Regions from separate parts of the Homo sapiens genome. Here regions 1, 3 and 4 are each linked to region 2. A link is a loop called in an ENCODE intact Hi-C map of the cell type or tissue named here. Cell type or tissue: dorsolateral prefrontal cortex. All regions are shown on one strand.

Evidence for each region. Hi-C counts contacts between places; a loop is a spot of excess contacts. Peaks named below come from ENCODE experiments on the same cell type or tissue, not always from the same donor. Only the 100,000 strongest peaks of a DNase experiment are listed, where the experiment ranks them.
Region 1: a loop joins it to region 2, with 4 times the contacts of the local background. A loop is called at or near these places in 13 of 110 quality-filtered maps.
Region 3: a loop joins it to region 2, with 4 times the contacts of the local background. A loop is called at or near these places in 39 of 110 quality-filtered maps.
Region 4: a loop joins it to region 2, with 6 times the contacts of the local background. A loop is called at or near these places in 81 of 110 quality-filtered maps.

Annotation. Positions count from the first base shown.
Region 1 is chr18:37,453,802-37,458,801 of GRCh38, reverse strand. The region is part of intron 2 of CELF4 (CUGBP Elav-like family member 4); the gene reads left to right. Among named protein-coding and RNA genes, the nearest start is that of SNORA111, 10 kb to the left of the region's middle. In dorsolateral prefrontal cortex, a CTCF peak has its summit at 2,205 (motif pointing right); no DNase peak of the experiment used is centred here; H3K27ac peaks cover 3,505 bases.
Region 2 is chr18:37,383,994-37,388,993 of GRCh38, reverse strand. All of the region lies in intron 2 of CELF4 (CUGBP Elav-like family member 4), which reads left to right. Among named protein-coding and RNA genes, the nearest start is that of SNORA111, 80 kb to the left of the region's middle. In dorsolateral prefrontal cortex, CTCF peaks have their summits at 2,760 and 2,959 (motif pointing left); no DNase peak of the experiment used is centred here.
Region 3 is chr18:37,474,175-37,479,174 of GRCh38, reverse strand. All of the region lies in intron 2 of CELF4 (CUGBP Elav-like family member 4), which reads left to right. Among named protein-coding and RNA genes, the nearest start is that of SNORA111, 10 kb to the right of the region's middle. In dorsolateral prefrontal cortex, a CTCF peak has its summit at 2,773 (motif pointing right); a DNase peak (open chromatin) is centred at 2,794; H3K27ac peaks cover 1,873 bases.
Region 4 is chr18:37,536,091-37,541,090 of GRCh38, reverse strand. The region is part of intron 1 of CELF4 (CUGBP Elav-like family member 4); the gene reads left to right. Among named protein-coding and RNA genes, the nearest start is that of CELF4, 27 kb to the left of the region's middle. RefSeq lists an enhancer at 291-585. In dorsolateral prefrontal cortex, CTCF peaks have their summits at 2,831 and 3,031 (motif pointing right); DNase peaks (open chromatin) are centred at 1,999 and 3,050; H3K4me3 peaks cover 989 bases; H3K27ac peaks cover 3,197 bases; H3K27me3 peaks cover 926 bases.

The sequences.
Region 1 (5,000 bases), 70 kb before region 2:
TGAGCTTTGTAAGCAGTATCAGGCTCTGCAAACCCCGAGAAACTTTATAAGTGGCAGCAAGCTTTGCAGATAGTGATGAGCTCTGCATGTGATGCCCGGTTCTGCAAACAACAGACTCTACAAACAGCACAGGCTCTAAAGCCAGTGACGAGCCCTTCAAGAAACAGCTGGCTCTGCAAACAGCAATAGGCTCTACAAATGTCAGCCGGCAGGGATGAGCTCTACAAGTTATAACAGAGATACTGCAAACTGTAACAAGGTCTCCTATGTGTTGGTCCCCAAAAATAGCAGGTTGAAGAACCTCATTCCATGCCAGGAGGTGAAATACCTGGCCATGCAGTACTCCTTCCACATAAGCCCAAAGGTGATAATGGAGCCCTCTCTTCAGCAACATTTGAATGGAAGGCCAGTCCCCACCATGGGGAAATCTCCACTAGTGGTACATCCTTACTAGGGCAAAGAAAACTCCCAGAGGCAAGAGTTCTAGTGTGCACCTGGAAAACTCAGGGGTGGTGCTAGGGATGGCAGTGGAAGTGGCCAAAGCAGATACTCACATCTGCAGAGAAAAAGCAGAGCCCTAATGGGAAAAAGAGCTCCAGAGACAGGACAGCCTCAGCCACCAGCACAGAATGCTGCCACCCCCACTTCATGACCTTAGCCGTCCCGGGAAAGGGCTCCTTGCTCAAAATATCCTGCTGTCTGGCCTGTCTTTGATGCTCGAAGTCCCATCATTAAAACTTATACTGTTAGAGTTCACGCATGACCCTTATTGGAACGAAATCACCACCCACCCACCCACTCTGCCAACACCCTCAGCCTGACACCTCGGTGTGAATCAGCTCGTCACATCCTCTCCCTGGTGATAGACATCCAGGAGCAGCATTTGAAGGTGTGTGGGAGCCAGATTGTGCTGGATCCTTGGAGCATCGGATATTATGCTAGAAAGGACTGGAGGAGGAGTGGGCAGGGATAGAGGACAGGGAAACAACTTGGGGGTCAGGCTTGAAAATGGAAGGGTCACATTTCACAGTCCTGCCAGGCCACAGCCTCCTGGGAAAGCTGGGCTCAGAGGATGGAACAGGCCAGTGGGCACCAGTGAGTGGGAGAAAGGAAAGGAGGAGGAAGTGGAGATGGTCTTCGGGCTGCGGGATGTAAGGTCTTCTCCCAGGCTGAGCTCCCAGACCCTGTCAATAGCAGGAAGCCTTGCTCAGTTAATTAATGAGGTATTCAGGCTGACCCTTGATCTCTGGAGCAACTCAAGGGCTTTGTGTGGCTCCTATTAAGTCCCTGGATTTGTTCAGCAGCTGCCTGGGAAGTGGGTTGGTGGAAGACTCCTTTCCCCTCCTCTCTCCAAGTTCTGCACACTCCCAGATGCCCAGCGGCACTCTTAGCCCTGGATCTTGGGGTGTAAGGGTCCCAGAAAGAGCTGACTCTGTGTCTGGAGGGGGCTTTCAGGAGGACTGGGATATTTTCAGGGAGACCACTCTGAGGAGGAGGAAGCCCTGCTAGATTCAGCCATGGCCTAGCTGGCAGCGAGGGGCCACGATCAGCCGCTGGTGTCTCCTGAAGACAGCTCCAGTCAGGCTCTGGAGGCAACAAAGGCCACAGGGAGCCAGGGCCTTGTCCCAAGAGGAGAACCAGAGACACTCAGAGGCCCTCCTGCTCTTTAGGAGGCACCCCGGCTTCTGCAAGCACCCAGTGATAGAAGCAGCCACCTCCTACTTCCACTGAACCTTCCAGATGGGGGCAGGTCTCAGAAGCCTCCTCAGGAAAGACATCACCAGGGAGGGAGCTTCTGGGAGGCCCAGTGACAGAAAGCCTGGGAGAGGAAGATCAGGCTGTCCCATCCAAAGATGAGGAAGGGAGTGGAGAAGTGGAATGAAGGCTGAATCTCTAAACATGCAGGCCTGGGGCTGGAGGAGTTCCCGAGGTGTGGTCTCAGGAAATGCCTCTGGCCTGGTAAAGATGATCACTAGACTGGCAGCCCAGAGAATGGCATGTGGATCTTTGCCTCTCACCTGGGCATGGCTACAGTGCATCAGGAATAGGCCCCAGATTGAGCATCCGCAGGAGGGTACAGGCCTGGCTCTGTTATTCATGGCTGTGTATCACCTGATCACCTGGGCCTCAGTTTCCCCAGCTATAAATGGGGGCTAAGAAGACCCATCCTAATTTCGACCCAAAGGAATTCAGTCAGAAGATGGCAGCAGAAGCCTTTTGGGAAAGATGTGGCCCTGCAGATAAGGGAGTCATGTTCATCATGGATCTGAGTGGCCCTGAGCCCTTTGACAGAGTCCCCTTTGGGACTACACGCTGTCAGACGTGCAGGGCTGGACGGAGCAGGACAAGGCAGGTTGTTAACCCAGGTCCTGCACACAGAGAAGCAAAGCCTCACTCCTCAATCCATATAGGGCAGGCAGAGTCCTGGGCCTGCAGAAGCAGGCTTGTCCTTTCAGGGTCTCAACAAGCCAGCACTACGGGCCACCCCACCGAGGCCACTTCCAGAGTCCTTACCAAGCCCCACAATGGAGGGTTCTTTTAAGGCACAGAGGTGGAAACAAGGCCTCAGAAGCAAAAGGCCAGACCAGGGTGTCTGCCCTGGAGAAGGAGGAAAAGGCCCAGGGATAACTTGATGGGGAGAAACCAGGGGCAGCTGTGCAGCCAAAGAGGAAGGTGCCAGCACTGAAGCAGGACCGAGGCTCTGGGGTTCCCTCTGCCACAGGTGACCAAGGGTAGGTATGACACTCCAGAGGCCTCAGGAGGAGAACAGAAGCCACGGGGCCCAGATTCAGCAACAAGAAGTCACTCAGTGCATTTCATGCTGCTAGAGATGGGAGAGTGAATGAAGAGTGAGCCCAGCCCTCAGGGACCTTCCCGTCTGGGGGTGCAGACAGGCTCCAAAGGAAGGAGGTTGCGAGATTCTAGGATGGAGGCTCCTCTGGCCCTCAGTGGCATCAGGGTGAGGAGACCTCTCTACAGAGCCCTGGGAGAGCCCGGGGGCCCAAACCTCGGCCTGTCCCAGCTGCGGGTATATGATCAGTCATTCTCTGTGGCAAGATTTCCTGCAGTGACCCAGCTTGTAGACCTTGTCTATGACCTAAAAGCGTGTGTCCTGCAGATCTGCTGCAGGGATCTGCCATCCACCTCCATCATCCTTCCCTGACTGCCCATGCTCACATTCTGTGTCCACAGCCCTGATGTCACAGGGCTGGGGCAGAGGCACTCTGGGCTCAGCCCTGTCAGCCCTGGCTCCCCAATTATGGGCCTGGAAAGAGAGGGGCTTCTCATTGGGGAGCCCCAAACCACATTCCTTCCTGCCCCCTACAGCCCAGGCCTTGGCTGTGCTATCCCACAAGGGTACAGTGACACCCTTGGTGGGAAGTGGACATGAGTTGGAAGAAGAGGAGAGAAGGGAGAAGAGGTAGAATAATAAAAAGCAGAGGAGGTCTCACTCACAAGAACCCTCTGAGCAAATTAAGCCTGAAGACAAAGGAAGAAAGAATTAACTTTGGCCCAAATATTGGATGCTCTGCACTTGGTATGGTTCATCCTTTAGAAGGTGTGAGCAGATAGGCCTGAGAAATTCTCTACTTCCCATCCGCTCCTCCCACCTCTCAATGCATTAAATCCTTAAAACAAAATGAAGGCGCTGCTGTTTTAAGGAAATAAAAGGCTCTCGTATCCAAAAGCCCAGAGGTTTTGAGTGGAGAGGGAGAGAAATACATTTGAATGTGGATTTTTTTTCCCCTAAAGTGCCACTTAGCAATGCACAGACTGGGCATCCCTGAGGGAGAAGGCTCTCACTAGGGAGATGGGATGGGACTTTGGCCACGGCAGAGCTGACTCTAGGGATAGGGACCCATGTCCTCGTGCTGGAGACACGTCACAGAGAGGAAAGGGCTGTAAGTTAACTGATGGCTGCTCTCCTCATTAGGGGCCGTAGCACATCCAGGGCTGGTTCCTGTGCCTGGTACAGTGAAAACAATGTGTTTAGTTGACTCTTTAATTCCCAAGGTTAATCATGTTATTTTTAAAAAATATATTTTATTGTGTTAACAACCGCCAGTGGAGATAGTTAATTAAACAAAGTGTGATGTTGGGAGTAAAATATGCTTTGCAGGCGGACTCTTTTTCCTGATGCCGGATGGACATTTCCATATTGATGGGTGGTCATAATACAGCCATCACATATCAGCATGGTTGTCCTGAATACCTTGCTTATTGCGGGGGTGTGAACAAAGCTGTGGGTGAACACAGGGAAAATTAAGCTACATTCCTGCCTTCAAGGTGCTCACAACAGATAAGGTCACAAGATGCATGACAAGAACCATGTGGGGGCTACCTGTAAAGGAGGTCAGCAAAGGGTTGGCTGTCCCCCACCCAAGCAAGAGAGGGTCACTGGAGGAGCCTAAAGGTCTGACTTGGGTCATTTGAATGCGGCAAACTTCACTGGGCTCCCAGGCCTCCTTCATAGAACAGAGCCCACCTGCCTCCTGGCATGGAAAACAGGAGATGCTCAGAGTTGAGATGCATCCTCTCGTACCTCCCAGCCCCTTTCAGGCAACGAGAAACTACTGCCCACCTGTTGGGATGCAAAGGGATATGATTTGCTTTTCTGCTTCCCAGTGCACAAATCTTTGCAAAGCTGTTTTTAGTTATTTTTTAACCTGAATTATAACTTCCTTTTTCCAAATATGATAGGTCTGTCTGGAGGCAAGGCAATAGGGGTTTTTTGCTAGAAAGACAGATGAGTGGAGAGGAATGCTGGCTCATTGGAGAAGGCAGCTCAGTCCAAATCCAGGCAAAACCCAAGGTCAGCCTGAAGAACAAGACTTGGGTTAGATCAAACAGGACGGGGGTGGAGGGAGCGGGGAGAAGGAAGAAGAAAACCAGCTGCTGCCTGTGGGGAGTTCATGAGTCCTGCTGGAAAAATAAGCTTCTTTATTTTACCTTATGTATTATTAGGTGCCAGGGTGGTACAGAGGCTCATATCGGCATTT
Region 2 (5,000 bases):
TGGTGCCTCCGAGAGCCTTCACTGGAAGCCTCAGAAAGAGCCATCAAGAGGTGCACAGGAGCACCCAGGAAGTCCCTGGTAACTAACCGATGGATGACATGGCCCAGGTCACCCTTCAGGGCACTGCAAAAGGTCTCCTGGACAAGAGGGTCCAGGGTGACAAGGGCTGAGGTGCTCCAGGCAGAAGCAGAGGGTGTCGGGGCTTAGACTGGAAGGGCATGCTCGGGAGGCATCCTCAGCATGTTCTGTGGAGGCTCTGGGAGGCCCCCTACTCCCATGTAAGTTGGACTTTTTGGCTTCTCCCTCCCCACCGCACTTATTGCAATAACTACTTCTCGTATGGCCCATTATGCTAATGAATGACAGCAGCAGACCTAGAAGGGTGTTTGCTGCTGTCTTGAGCTCATTAGTAACCGAGAAATGCAACAGGAAAGCTAGAGAGGGCATGACACCAGGTTTAACCAGGGCCAGGGCACCACTGGCCTTGGGGAGGGAGAGGAGGAAGAGGAGGAGGATGGGAGAGACTGGAGGAGGAAGACAGAGAAGAAGGAGAGAGAAGGAGGGGGGAAAGGAGGAGAAGGAGGAGGGAAGGGAGGGAAGAGGAGAAGCAAAGGGCAGAGGGAGACAGAGGAGGAGCTGGGAAAGGAGGAAGCGTCAGAGTGCAGTCAGAGGCCACAGGTGGCCTGTTTGGGGAGAAGGGACAGTATTCCCTACCCCATCTCTTCACGCAATGGTGCATGACTTCTGGCACCATTAGGACCAAGCCTGACAGATGTGCTGAGCTTGGCATTGAAGACCTCAGCCTCACCTTTCTTTTTCCCTTTAGAGAAGCCCCTCTCACACCTCAGGTGATCCCTCCTCTCTCCCCTCAATGAAACCTGCCCCAAAGGATTTACCCAAATCACACTGCGCTGTACAGTACCCTCCCCCCTCCCCCAACTCCTGCCTTCCACCGAGTGTGGCATTAAAGCAGGGACAATGACAATAAAGGCCACAGAGGGCCACAGAACCTCATCAGCTGGTGGGAAGGAGGAGGGTCTGGATGAATACTAGGGAGAAAGCTGGCTTCCCCCAGCCCCAGGCCAGGTGAGATGAGGCCCTACTTTCCTCTGTTCTGATGAGAGAGTGCAGGGGGCTCCCTGCCCTTGGCTCCTTCGCCAGGATTGGGGATGCTGTGGGCCAGCACCAAGATCTACTGGGATTACAGCTGGAAGGAGCAAAGGGTCAGACTGGAAAGCAGGACATGAAGATCTGCTCAGGATGCTGCAAAACAAAGTCCCACCCGCAGAAGGGCTGCTAGGGTACAAGGAAAAACCTGCAGCTTCAGCCAGCCCTGGACTCTTCCACCAGCCTCCTGAGGCCAGAAAAAGCCCCAGACCAGAGTCCTCAACTTTACATCGAGACTCTGGGTTTGTCCAAAGGAGTTGGAAGAAGCAACTGAATTCAGTCCTCTCGGGGTGGAGACTGGCAAGCCGGACTCAGCTGGGCCCAGCACGAGGTGGGCCCTGGATCCTGAATCTCCAGGATTGAACAACAGCCTCCCGTGAGAAGAGGGGCGCTGGAGGTCAAGGAAGCAGTTGGCTGCGTGTGGTTCTGGGTATCCAGGCCTCATCCCACCAAGGCAGAAGCCAGCCAGGGTCCCAGGGCAGGTTGTGAGGGCCCCTTGCTGCTCTGCTGGTTTGGGGAGGGAGCAAGGCCTGGCCCAGAGGCATGGGTTCAGCTTCACCATGGGGTTCAGTTGGCCCAGCCCCCCACTCGGGATGGCCCTGGTTGCCGGGAAAAGGCAGGGAGGAAGGGGCAGCACAAAGTAATGCCCAGGACAAGGAACCAGGGGAACTTGGGGGCCATCTGTCTCTTCTTACTGCTAGAATCTGTACCATGGGCAAGGATCAAAGCAAAAGCCCCACATCCTCCACTGAGGCCAGCCGGGGCTGGGGAGCCGCCTCCACAGCGCAGCAGGCTCAGCCCCGTGCGTGCCGTCTCTCTATCGCCAAGAGAGCCCCAGGACCAGTGAGAGGCACAGTCCATCATTTCTGCCTGCCAGTGGCTTCTTCTTCAGGTCACTGAGAGAGAGTACAAACTTGTCCTACAGAAGACAATAACACCTTTTTAATGCTAAGAGAATTCACAGAGCCCCACTCTGTACATACCCTGAGGTATGAGAACAAAGTGAAGAGGTGAACATGCAGTCAAGGGCTTCTTCTTTGAAACCCTAGAGAGGAAACTATTTAGGAAAAGAGAGACTATTTAGGACCATAACAGTTAAAGATTATTGAGAAAGGGACTGAATTGTACCTAGGTGTTTTTTCTTTATAGGCTTGTTTTAGAAGACTTTCCAATCTCGTTTAATGGCACCATGTTCAAGTTAATTTAATTCAATCAAAAGTTCTATTTTGACTTTTTCTAAGGATAATTAGTGGGGAAGCGTGTGTTCTCACTCTCAGTTAATGGCACCATCATCTAGACAGTCTTTGAGTCAGTACGGCTCTCCGCCTCACTCTCCTCATTCCCATCAGCTGGTTCTCCCTCAAGCTGGTTCTCCCTCAAGCTGGCCTCTCCACACAGCACTGCCTTCCCGTCTCTCCCCACGACCGCAAGGTATCCTCGCTCAGCCTCCTACCACTGTAAGCCACCACTCTCACCTTATTTCCTCCTTACTTACCTCATTCTGATGTTGCCACCTCTGTAAAGGCTTCCTCTTCATTGAGTTAATTATTCCTTTCTCTAAGCTTCCAGAACACTGTTTATTTCAACACATCACATAATAATTGTCATCCTCTTTGTACATCTGCAGGTCCACAGAGCAGACATTCTTTAGGGGGACAGCGGGGTATGTGCCTGGAATATAAGAGTAGGCAAATTAAGGTGGCAGAAGAGTGAGAAAAATCAATACATTCATTCATCATCTCCAGGTAATATGCCCAAAGCAAAAAGAATATACCAAGGTAGATTCCACCACCTGGTGGCCATATTTAGAATTGCAAGTTTAGTTTATTTGGATTAAATTAATTCTTAAATCTAAACTTTTGAAGTTTCAATAAATGTCACACTTGAGCACTATGAGTGTAGTATCTGAAAATAACAGCCTTGTCATTTCACAGACTTATATGAAGGTAAAATGTGTTAACTGATGAAAGTACTTTGGAAAATCAATAAATACATATTGAAAATAGTCCACATGTGGGGTCTCTGCCAGGTACTGTGGAGCAGAGAGCTCCCATGTAGATGGGAAAACAGGATTCGCACTTGAAACCACTAGAGAAACAAAACTGTAGGTGTGTGGCACAATATCATAGAAAAAGCATTCTGGACAGGAGGTCAGGGAGGGCTGGCTCCATGCCCAAGGCAGGGTTTGCAGAATGAATCAGGTTAGAATAAAGCCAGTAGGCAAGAGGGTATTGTGGGCTGGGGGAGGTGGAGGGGAGGGGAGACATTGGCTCAGTTAACTACTGGCCTAATTGACTACTGACTAATTGATTAACCAGGTGGCATGGACAAGCTAAGATGGGGAGAAACTACAGCCAGTAGCAACCCCTACTTCCCTTGACATGCCTATCATTGCCACCACCACGGCATTAATCTAGTTAGAGGTGATCACATTTTCTTTCTTTTCTTTCTTTCTTTTTTTTTTTTTTTTTTGAGATGGAGTCTTGCACTGTTGCCCAGGCTATAGTGCAGCAGTTTGATCTCCACTCACTGCAACCTCCGCCTCCCGAGTTCAAGCGATTCGAGATTCTCCTGCTTCAGCCTCCGGAGTAGCTGGGATTACAGGCACATGCCACCACACCCGGCTAATTTTTTATATTTTTGGTAGAGATAGGGTTTCACCATGTTGGCCAGGCTGGTCTCGAACTCCTGACCTCAAGTGATCCACCCGCCTCAGCCTCCCAAAGTGCTGGGATTACAGGCGTGAGCCACCACGCCCAGCCTAGTGATCACATTTCCTTAACAAAAAAATCAGACACACAGCCTGACAAATATAAGTGTGTATTTATGAGGACAAAGGGAGAAAAGGCTTGGAATGAGGACTGACCCAGCAAATCAGAGACGTATGGTTCCGTACTCATTAGTAAGTTTAATGAGGGATATGAGTCCACTGAGGAGGGCAGGTGGCTCTGGGACAGGCAGGACTGGCCACCTCACTGGGTGACCTGTGTGAAGAATGGGTCCTGGTCCAAGAAGGAGCAGATAAAGCAGGAGGGGCTCCTTAGCCATTCTGCTCATGAGTAAAGGAGCTCATGATGGCAAGTGGGATGACAGTAGCCACTCTGGCCAGCTGAAGTGACCCGTGATGTTCCCCATTTATTTCTCCTACCACCTTCACTTTGCTCTGCTTCCTGACACCACCACCCTCCATAGGCTAAGGCTTCTGCAGAGTCCCTTTCCTGGCAAGGCTCCCAACATGGCCCAGGGGACCTCCAGGCCAGTGTCCCAGGCCTGTGTCTACATTACATTCTGAACCTGCTGAGTCTCGGTGCTTTCCAGTTCCTCCGCTGCAGGCTGGCTTCAGTCCCTGCCCGCCCCTGTCTGGACAAGCCACAGGCCCCCAACAGGGCCCCTCTACACCCTGCCCCACCTATGTGTCCTCCCTCCCCTGTCCTCATCCCCAGTCCCTCTGCCTCCCTCCCTAGAGCGGAGGCCGGCCTGAAGACAGATATTAATGTGCAAATTAGCACAACCCGACTGGGTCCAGATTGCCACTTAGAATTTGCATATTAATAAATGTTTTTGTGACAGCATTTAGCAGCTCAGGAAGGACAGAGTGTCTCCCCTCCCCCAGCCCCATAAATGAGATAACAAGCCTGGGGAAGCCAAATTTGTCCCCCTCCCACTAGCCAACCTGTACGACTTCCTCTCGTCAATCAATCAATCCATGTATCTATCTCTCTGTCACCCCCGCATTGAGCGTCTCTGCCCAGTCTCCCAATTAGCCATGCAGGAGGCAGGACAAGCTCAGCACCGTGGGGAGCAGTGGAGGAGCCGTCAGTGCAGCAGGGTGT
Region 3 (5,000 bases), 90 kb before region 2:
GGGCAGGAGCAGAGGGCAGAGTCCACCTCCGGGCATTAAGGATCATTTGTCGCCTGCCGTTCACATGCACCCACGTCTGCAGGGCAGACTTGACCCAAGGGCTTAGCAGTTTCAGCACCGACTCCAGCTCAACTCTCTCCTGGGTTAGGTGAATGGAGACTTTGCTATAACAGAGCTGGGACCAGAACCCAGGCCTTGAGACCCACTCATGTGGGGCATTTCTCCAGCCCATACCTTCAGAAGAGCCCCCATCCCAACAGCAAACCTGCTTGGCAGGCATGTGCCCTAGCCAGGCTTTCCAGCCAAACAGGACCTTCACCACAGAACACCAGCCTGGGCTCATTATACAGAAGGGAACACCAAGGTTCCAAGAGAGAAGCCCAAAGCACTTTAAATCCAGGTACTGAGGGACAGATGGGTATAGGGGCTACATCTGTGATGCCTTCGAAACTTGCCTCTGCTCTTCCACGTTATCCCTTAGCCCAGCCCCCTGTCCCACTGTGTTCATGCAAAATCTTTTCAATCTCCTCCCCACAGAGACATCTCAAAGTCCTCCTTCTCCCTGGGGCTGTGCCCACAGTCTTCCCTCCTAGACGGCCCACTTTCTCCTTCCCTGCCCCAACCACTGTCCTGAGGGTTCCACATTTTTCAAGCAAGTGACTCTTGACTCTCATAGGGGCCTCATCTTCTCAGTGGCCCCCACGACATAGTCCAGGCCTGCCATGGGCTGTGCCCAGAAAGGCTCCCTAACAAGTTGATCTGAAAGAACCAGAGAACCTCTGTGCCTGCAGTCATCATACATGACTTGAAGGAAATAAACAAACAAGAGGGCACATGAGATAATAAGCAGAGGGAACCTGGGCCAGGTCCAGCCTGCCACCAACAAGCCACGTGGTCTGGGCAGAGCAATGAGCCCGGACCCTCCCTGGACACACCATCTAGACTGTGAAGGAGGCGGTGGGCCAGATCGCCTCTCAAGACCCTTCCAGCTTTCTTTATATTTCTAAGAATAATGAGCTCAGCATTACTCACATTACTTAAGACAACAGGGAGAGGAGAGGAGAGGGGGAGAGCAAGGACGACAGTGTCTCCTGCTCTCCACTACCCGACGCCATTGGTGACAAGTATAATAAAGCGTGGGTCAGATATGTCTCTCCCTGACGCAGAGCAGCCAGACTGCCTGCTCCCCAGGGCTGGGGCTGGATTCCTGATGGTACCCCCACCCCTGCCCTCTGCTCAGGTCTCATTCTAAGGACACCAGACAGGCATTTTGCAATTTTCACACTGCCCCAATGTGGCTTGGATCACGGCTGCCATCACCCAAGTCAGCGGCAGCAGCGTTTACAGATAGCCTGCCCCCTGCGAAGTTTGGTTGTGGGAGGGAGGGTGTCTGGCATCGGACAAAAATAAGTAAGACACGGCCTGTTGCAGAAGGAGTTTATAATCTGGTTTGGGAGGCAAGTGTGAAGACAGCTCATGATCCAGAAAATATCTTTAGGGGCCCCAAAAATGGTAGTGAAGGGAAGTGCCCAGGAGTTCAGATGAGAGAGATGGCAGGATAAGCCAACATGCCCTGCAGGAGCCCACACCACCACAGTGGCCTTCTGCTTCCAGGCCCTCACCCCTCTGATGCATTCTTCAGAGGCTGGCCAAGGGTGTCATTGTAAAATAAAGGTCCCACCACCTGCAAACCACCCAGGCTTCTGTCACCCACAAGATTCAGCCAGGGCAGACACCATCCTGGCCACAAACCCTCCAGATGCACGTAGCCTTCCTGCAAGCTCCTCTTTTTCCATGTCATTCCCTCTGCCTGGAGAGTTTCCATTCATCCTTGGAGGCCCAAAGTCAACATCACTTCCTCTGAACAAATTCTCTGCCCCGCTCGGGGAGCTTTCCAATCCGTCCCCATCCAAGCACCCAGCACTGCCCTTGGGGCCCAGGCTGCTCCATTAACTCCAGAGTTCCCATCTTGGATTCCCAGCCTGTACCTGCTTTCCTCTTTCTGCGCCTGTGCCTGGAACTGACCCAGAGCAAGGATGGGCGGGAGGGAGGCAGCTCCCCATCTGCTGAGCGACCTTGCTGGCCTTGGCATTTCCAGAGGCACCAACAGATCATTCTGGCATCTCCTATTCCAGCCATATCACCTCTATGCCCCTCCAGAAAGTCTTCAGCCTAGCTCACCCTGCGGGGGTGCATTTGGAAAGAGGAGAAAGCTTCGCTCTCTGGTCATGGATGTAGAAAGGAAGTGCTGTGTGGAAGGTGCTTTGGCCCAGGCATTCGCCGCCGGTGCAGGTGTGAATGTGGGCATGTGTGGAGCGAGGTGTGTGTCCACCGGAGCGAGAATGTGAGGCTGCCACAAGGGCTGTGCCTGCATGAATCCGTGTGAGGCTGCAAAGGGTTTGTTGACCTTTCGCCAGAAAACGAGGCTGAGAAACAGAATGTCTGTGTGAGCTCCTGCTCCGGGATGGATGTGTTTTAGGATTGGAGGGTTTCTGCTGGGCGCATGTGTGTGGGCGAGCAGAAGGACACGTCTTTGTTGTTGACCTGCAGGGATCCGGAACTGTGGGCTGCCACATGCCATCAAAAATGGGCAAGCCTGGGTGATAATAGAAAAAAATGGCATTGTTCTTTATTCTTTAATTCCTCATGAAAACGGCTGTTGTAAAGAGGAAAGGGCTGGAGTGCAGGGGAGATAAGGTCTCTCTAGGGCGCCGTAGTTTACTGTGGTTCAAGCACCCTTTTTTTTAATCAAAGGCATTTGTGGTATGTTCCCATGAGCCCACCAGGGGGCGCCATGTGGGTGGCATCCCCTTCTGGTGGCTGAAGGAGCACAGTGTGTTTAATGGTGAGCCTGGTGTGCCCAACCCTGTGCCCAGCACAGAAGAGGCAAAATGATGCCGAACACTCGGCTCCACCCTTCAGAACACTGTCAGCCTGTGCAGAGGACACCAACCAACTTGGGGCATCCACCCAACCTTTCCAGGTCTGAGTTCCCTAATTTCTATCATGAAAATCACATGTGTGCGCCCTTTATATGCTGTGGATTGCTAGAAATCATCCAAGTTGTATTATTAATGACAAAACAATGATGCGAGTGGGGATGACCTTCGGAGTCCTTTGCCACAATAAAGTCCTGTGACTCCTAATTCACAGATGAAATAATTAAGAGGATAATAAAAATATAGAATGGCTCAAGTATGCAGTTTGGACCATATGTCCCATTATATTTCAGAAGAGAGCTGGGATGCCCCGAAAGGACTCCATGGAGTGGGGAGGACAGAAGTTGGTTGTGTATGTAAAGGGAGAGGAACTCGAGAAATGAGTAAGAGGAGGAAGGCTTGGGGAGCCAGGTCAGTGTGAATTTTCCTCCTGGAATTGGGAGTGAGAACAGGGAAAATGTGTCTGGAGATGGAGGAGGCTTTTCTCACACTGCTGTGCTTCAGAGCCTCTAGCCCCTTACAGCCTGTAGGCTCCAATCAACTCCATGCAGATCAGTTGCTCTGAAATCCTGCAGGTGCTGGGCATGGCTTCAGGCCCCAGCAAGTCTCCAGCTTCCCCGCTCCCTAGAAAGGACCTGCCTCCTCCCAGCCTACCCACCAGAATCCTCCCAGGGCATCAGGACCTAGCCCCAAGCTCCCTTCCTCTGTGATGCTCCTCTAGGTTGCTCTAACCAACACTGATCTCGCCCTTGCCTGAGCCTCTGCAGGTCAACAGCACCGGAAGTCTAAGCCCTGGCTAAAATGTGGACATCAGATCAGCATCACTGGGGTCTGTTAGAAATGCAGAGTCTTGAGCTTACTCTAGATCATCTGAGCCATGTCACTCAAACAGCAGCCACCACCCTTTAACAAGATCCCTAGGAGATTCGTGGGCACAAGAAGTTCAACCACCACTGGCCTAATGTTAGGCTTTAAAGGATATTGTCTTAGTTGGAGCGCCCCCAGAAGCAGACTGTAGACAAGCATTTGAGTGCAAATAGCTTCTTTGTGGGGTTGACCCCAGGAACTTGGGTCAATAGTGGAGACAAGGAAGAGAGGAAATCAATAAGGGGTGTCTTATCAGGCAGACCAGCTTCCACTGCGGGTGTTGCTGAACCCCACTGGGACTCTAGAGCCAATGTCAATCATACTCCTTGGAGTCATCCCACCCAAGGGGCCAGAGAACTGGGGTATTCATGCACCAATTTCCACCAGGCTGTGGCCGAGGTTGTGCCCAGGGGTCTTCCGCTTTCTAGCTTTTCTGGCTTGCTGCATGCGTGGGCAAAGTGGGCTCCACAGTCAAAGGAAGCCCTCGAGCTGGAAGTGCTGGTGCTGGCAGTTGGAAGTCAACCCACTGTCACTGAGGTGGGGAAGAGAAGGGGTCATGGGCAGGACACCACCTACATCTACTGCAGATTGAGCCTTGTGGCATCATCCCAAATAAGAGAGCAGATCAAAGAATCTTGTCTCTCTAACTCCGATGACAGCTACCAATCACTGTGTACTCGCTACAGCCAGACACTTCACAAATATTATCTCATTTATTTAAGACAGCATCACCCAGGTCTTAACCAGGCCTTATTAGTGCTATTGTATGGAAGAGGAAACTGAGGCAAAGGGGCTTGCTCAGACCAGAAAACCATGGAGAGATCTGGCGCCAGAGCCCATGCTCCTTCCTCCTCATCCTAGGGCACTAACCCTGTGGAAAGCCAGAGCTGCATGAGGGCAGGAACCGTCCCCGTCACCCCAAGGCCACACACCAGGTTCTTCTGGCAGGAGACTCTGGCATGATTGCTAGACACCCAGGGGGCCCTGTGGGGCAGGGCAGTGGCCCTCGAGGTGTCACCACACACCTGGCCTACCTCTGCATTGGAGAAGTCCTGTTCTGAATGGAAGGCAGAGTCTGATTCCATCCCCAGCTCTGCCTGGAGCCTTACTGTGTGCCCTTGGGAAGCCATTTAACCTCTCTGAATTGTAATTTCTAAGTGGCCACCCTTCCACTTAGAAATTCATTTGGCTGCA
Region 4 (5,000 bases), 150 kb before region 2:
AAACAAGACTTCCTAGATGTGATTATTGTTCCTCCTCAGTGTGGACTGAGCATCAATTAGGTCACAGACTGTGTGATGCACACTATGAGGTCATGCATGCGTGAAGCCTAGAACAGAGGATGCTGGGAGTCCTCCTTCCCCATGCCCCCACTCCACCTCCAGGCAGGTGCTCACCCACACTGACACTGCCAGCCCTCACTTTGTCATTAATGAATGAGATAAAGGAAACTGTTCCTCCTGCCTCAAATTGTCCTGCACCATCTCACAGAACTTAGCCCAGCTCTGTCCCTCCCATGCTCCCACCTAAATCCCTCATGCTGTAGCTTCATTCCCTCCAGCCCTTGCCAGGGCCACTGCTGCTGCCCTTTCTTGGAGCATCTTTCCCAGGATGCCAAGGTTGCATTCCACGCAGCAGGGAGAGCGGGAACTGCTGTCCAGGGGTGAGTCAGCCAGATTCACAGTGGTGATGTAGGTCGCAGAGCTCCCTCCTCCCTGCCCCACTGCTGCGTCTGGAGCCTTCCCACCCAGCTTGCCCCACGATCTGTGTCCTTGTGGCCCACATATCCCGACCCAGCCACCCCCACCAGCCTGACCGTGCTGGCTCGTTTCTCTGAACCCCTAGAAGGGAAGAGCTCCTTGGGAACTTCTCTTTGGCCCCCAGAGCCATGACCAAATGCCTGAGGCAGACCGCTGGCCCGTTTTCCCTGTTTTAAAGTAAAAAAACAATAAAAGCAACACACAAAGAGAGACGCTGCTGTTTTACTTACAAATGAGAGATGTAATCATTCACCCAGGTACCTGGGAGGCTCTGGGCTGGGGCCAGGGAGCCAGTGGACGGGAGGACCCTAGGGCCACAGGCAACCTCTCCACATCCTCCTGGGTACCAGCAAGTGAGACAGGCACTTGGGTCCCCACCCCAAACTTCTCTCACAGGCACTCCAGAGCCAAGCCCTCCTTCCTTGTCACCTTGAGAGATACTCTGGGGTCTGAGCCCACAGTCAGGAGGGTGGTATTCAACTGCCCTGGTAAAGAATAATGGGGTGTCTGGCTGCAAGGCTAGGTGGAGACAGGGAGAGCTACGCACACATCAATGCATATGCACTGTTATAATTGGGTAGTTATTAATAAAGCTATGTCTATTGTCCAGCTCTCTAATGTGCCAGGCCTGCGCTGCACATGAGACCTGATCATCACCTCTCTCCATCCTCACAGCAAGCCCATGACAGCATGACCAATTTGGTAGCTAACAGCGGTGTGTGGCTATTTACATTTACATTTAAATTAACTTTATTCCAATGTAATTTAAAAATCCGTTTTTCAGTTTTACTAGCCACATGCCCAGGGTTCAACAGCCACAAGTAAAGAGGGGCTACAGTGGTAGGCAGTCTGTGCTGTCTACATAGCACATTTTCTGCATGCCAGAAAGTTCTATCAAACAGTGCGGAGAGCATTGCGTGTGCACTGACTAACAAGAGTGCATGAGTGAAGACACACACATGGGCATGTGTGACTGTCACTGGAATGTTCACACACGCACAGCACAAGGGACACAGCTGTGCATGTGTTTAGGCTGTGTGTCTGTGTGTGCACGTGCACGCGTGTGTGTGTGTGTGTGTGTTTGTGTGTGTGTGTGTGTGTGTGTCTTAGAGGTGCCCAGCCCTTGTCCACCACCCCAGGCATCCTGTTGCCTGAAGGAATGTCAGGAACAAGAGCTCTGGAATCAAACTGTCTGGCTTGGAATGTGGGCTCTCCCACTCTCTAACTGGGTGACCTTAGGCAAGTGGCTTAACTTCTCTGTGCTTCAGCTTTCTCTTTATAAAATAAAGATAATAACAGAGCCATTGTTGAGGGTTATTAGAAGCATTACATGAGATAATATGTGCAAAGCTCTCGGAGAGGCTCCCAGCACACTGTGAGCTATTAATAAACATTAGCTGTTACTGTCGTTTCCAAGAGGCAGTGTGTTTGCTGCGCAGGAGCAGCCTTGGAGAAGAGTCTGTCATGTCGGGGAGGGCGTTGAGAACCCTGATGAGACCGAGGATTGCTTCATTCTCAAGCCTGCCACTGCTTCCTGAGAGCAGCAGGGTGGGGCAGGGAGGGAGCTGCTGGGAGCAGCAGGGGTCCCCACCGGCCAGGGAAGGAGACTCCGCAGAGAGGGGTGCTGGGGTGAGGAGGTGCCAGGAGGGGAGGCACACGGGAGGTGACGGGAGGAACGGAGCAGGAGTCCCGCCTTAGCATGTTGTTTACAGCCTGGATCTTCCAGTCGGGCTCTGGGAAATGTGCTGCTGAGTGAGGGAGAGAGAACCCCGTAAGTAACTGCTCCACAATGTCAGAATTGCTTTCTATATTCGCTAAAGCACCAGGCCAGCTATTCCCTCACACTGCCCTCTAGGATCTAAAGTCTCACCTGGGAATGAGACCAACCCACAAGCGACAATTGGAATGAAAAAGAATCAGAGCAGAGGAGGCACCTGAGGGAATCACTAGTCCCAGGCAGCCATTTTAACACAAATCAATTCAACAGGTATTTGCTGAGTGAGTGCCTGCTCTGGGTAAAGACAGCGTTGTGGGTGCTTGGGGGATTCAGAAAAGCAAAAAGGGAGGAAGGAGCCTCTGCCCTGAAGGAGTCGAGAGCCAGAGAGAGAGGCTCCAGGCCTCAGCAGCCAAAGGTAAGACGGCTCGGGAGAGGATTACACACAGGAACTGGCATTTGTAATGGACTTTGAAGATGGGTGATACCTTTCAGAGAGCAAAACAAGGTCCAGAGAGGTTGGACAGCTTGCCCAGGGCTACACAGCCAGTGAAGAATCGAGCCAGGTGTGAGGTCTTTCTTCCATGGAGAGACAAGGAAAAAGGAATGCATCCCTAGGCACACAGTACAGAGAGCAGGGCCTCAGAGGTGCACACAGGAGAGACCAGGGCCATCCCCTGGGATGAGGAGGCCGCCCTCCCACCCCGCCATCCCTCTGGCCTCCCGGAAGGTCCGCCCGATGCGGCGAGAGGCCGCCTGTGTTTTCAGACGTGGCCAGCAGAGGGCACCAGGACTACTGCACAACCCGGACCAAGGAGCCGGCCGCCTCCAGAGCTGGATTCAGCGCCTGGGACTCTCCGGGGCACAGGGCACAAATGTCTGTGCCCCAATCACACAGCCCCGTGGGGTGAGCCCATGATGGGACACCAGGTCGGGGAGTCACGTCCGCGGCTTCCATGTGGAGGGTAGGGCTCCAAGGAGGCAGGCCTGGTTGGACGAGAGAAATCCCAAGACCCTCCCAGATCAGGTGGGCACCTCAGGTTGAATAAAAAAGTTTTCTCCCAGGAGGAGCTTGTGTCTGGCGGACATAAAATGAGTGTATTTTCTTTAGTTTACTTTCAGAGAAAGCAAAGGGAGGGGTGTCTCCATCTGTCACCACCTCCGGGGCTCATCCCTGAACCCCTACAGCGAAGCAAGGAAATAAAATAAACAGCCCCTGTCAGGCTCACATGTGGAGTTGGGGTGGAGACAGCAGCCTGAAATGGTCCCCGAAGACCTGTAATTTTCATGTCCTTTTGCAGAGGCATGACAGAGGAACCATGTCCTTTTACAGAGACCCGACCGGGAACTGGCCTCCCTGCCTTAATCATAAAGGCCATTTGAAGTTAGCACTCAGGTTGCCCTTTTGCAGAAAGACACCCCCAAGGACTTGCTGGGAACTCTTTCTCTTGGATAGAGAGCACCATTCTCCTCCGAGAATGCCAGGCTCTCAGCGTGTACACAGGGCCCCTTCAGTCCAGCCTGGGTGCGATTTCCCAAACTCCAAAGGAATTGGGTCCAAATTCGATTTTTCTTCTTCCTGCTCTGAGAACCAGCCTATGTTTGGTTTGGGCAGTGACAGTTTGGAGATTCAAATGAAAGTCATGATCAAGGTGGTGATAACTGAGTGCACAGCAGAAAATGTAAGGGGAGAAGACAAATACAAGAGGAGGAGGCAAATGCCAGGGACAAAGAGGCGAGGGCACAGAAGAAAGCCCAGGTAAGGGCTGAGTGGCCAGAAGGGTCGGGAAAGCCAGGCTGAGGATGGGTGACCTATGACACCCGCCAGTCGTGCTGTGGGACAGTCCCAGGGAATGTGCTACATCAGATCACATCTGTCCTTGGCTTTATGTGTAGGAATCTTGTGAAGTGAGTCAGCCAGCACCCCCTGGCAAGGTGGGGCATCTCCTCTCTCCCTTCGCAGAGCACAGCTCACATCACTGGGAGGTGTCCTCCAAGCCTCCCTCCAGGCCTGGGAGCTTTATGTGAGCGTGTGAAAGCCTGGGCCGCCTGCACACGAGCCTGTGGCTTTGGGAGATGGGGGTGATGGTGATGGCGGAGTGTGGGAGGGAGCAAGTGCAAGATGTGCGGGGACTTGCTGCCTGGGGACTGGGGCCAGGGCTCCTCCTGTCTCACAGTGCCATCTCAGGTGGGCCACCACCTCCCCCACTCCCTATCTGCATCTGTAAAATGCAAATAGCAATCTCTGCCTCACCCATCCCACACAGATGTTGTGATGCTCAGATTAGGCAAAAACGTGGAGAAAAGGCGCTAGCGAGCAGCACACAGGTGCCCTGCATAGACCTGTAGCTGGGGACCCCTTGCCGAGGGCTGAGAAGATGGCTGTTGCTCAGGAAGTTCCCTTTTAGGAGGGAGTGGGGGAGACAGGAAAGTACAAAGAAGAGAGTCAGACTCTAGAGAAGAAAGAGTTTCCAGTCCTTCAGGTTCCAATGCACCATTCGCCCTAACACCTGTCCCTTGGGACTCTGAAGACCACAAGCCTTACCCCACAACCATTCTGGCCTGTGCAGTTCTCAGCTTTCCCTGGAAAAGCCTGTTTGCCACCCCACCCCTCCCATCACCCCTCCAGGGAGTATCCTCCCACCTCCCCTCATTGCTCCAAACAGCTGTGATTCAGAGAGCGTCATTTCCAGGGAAACCAACAACAACAAAAAAATGTCCAGGCGTCAGGGGAAATTTCAACCACAAT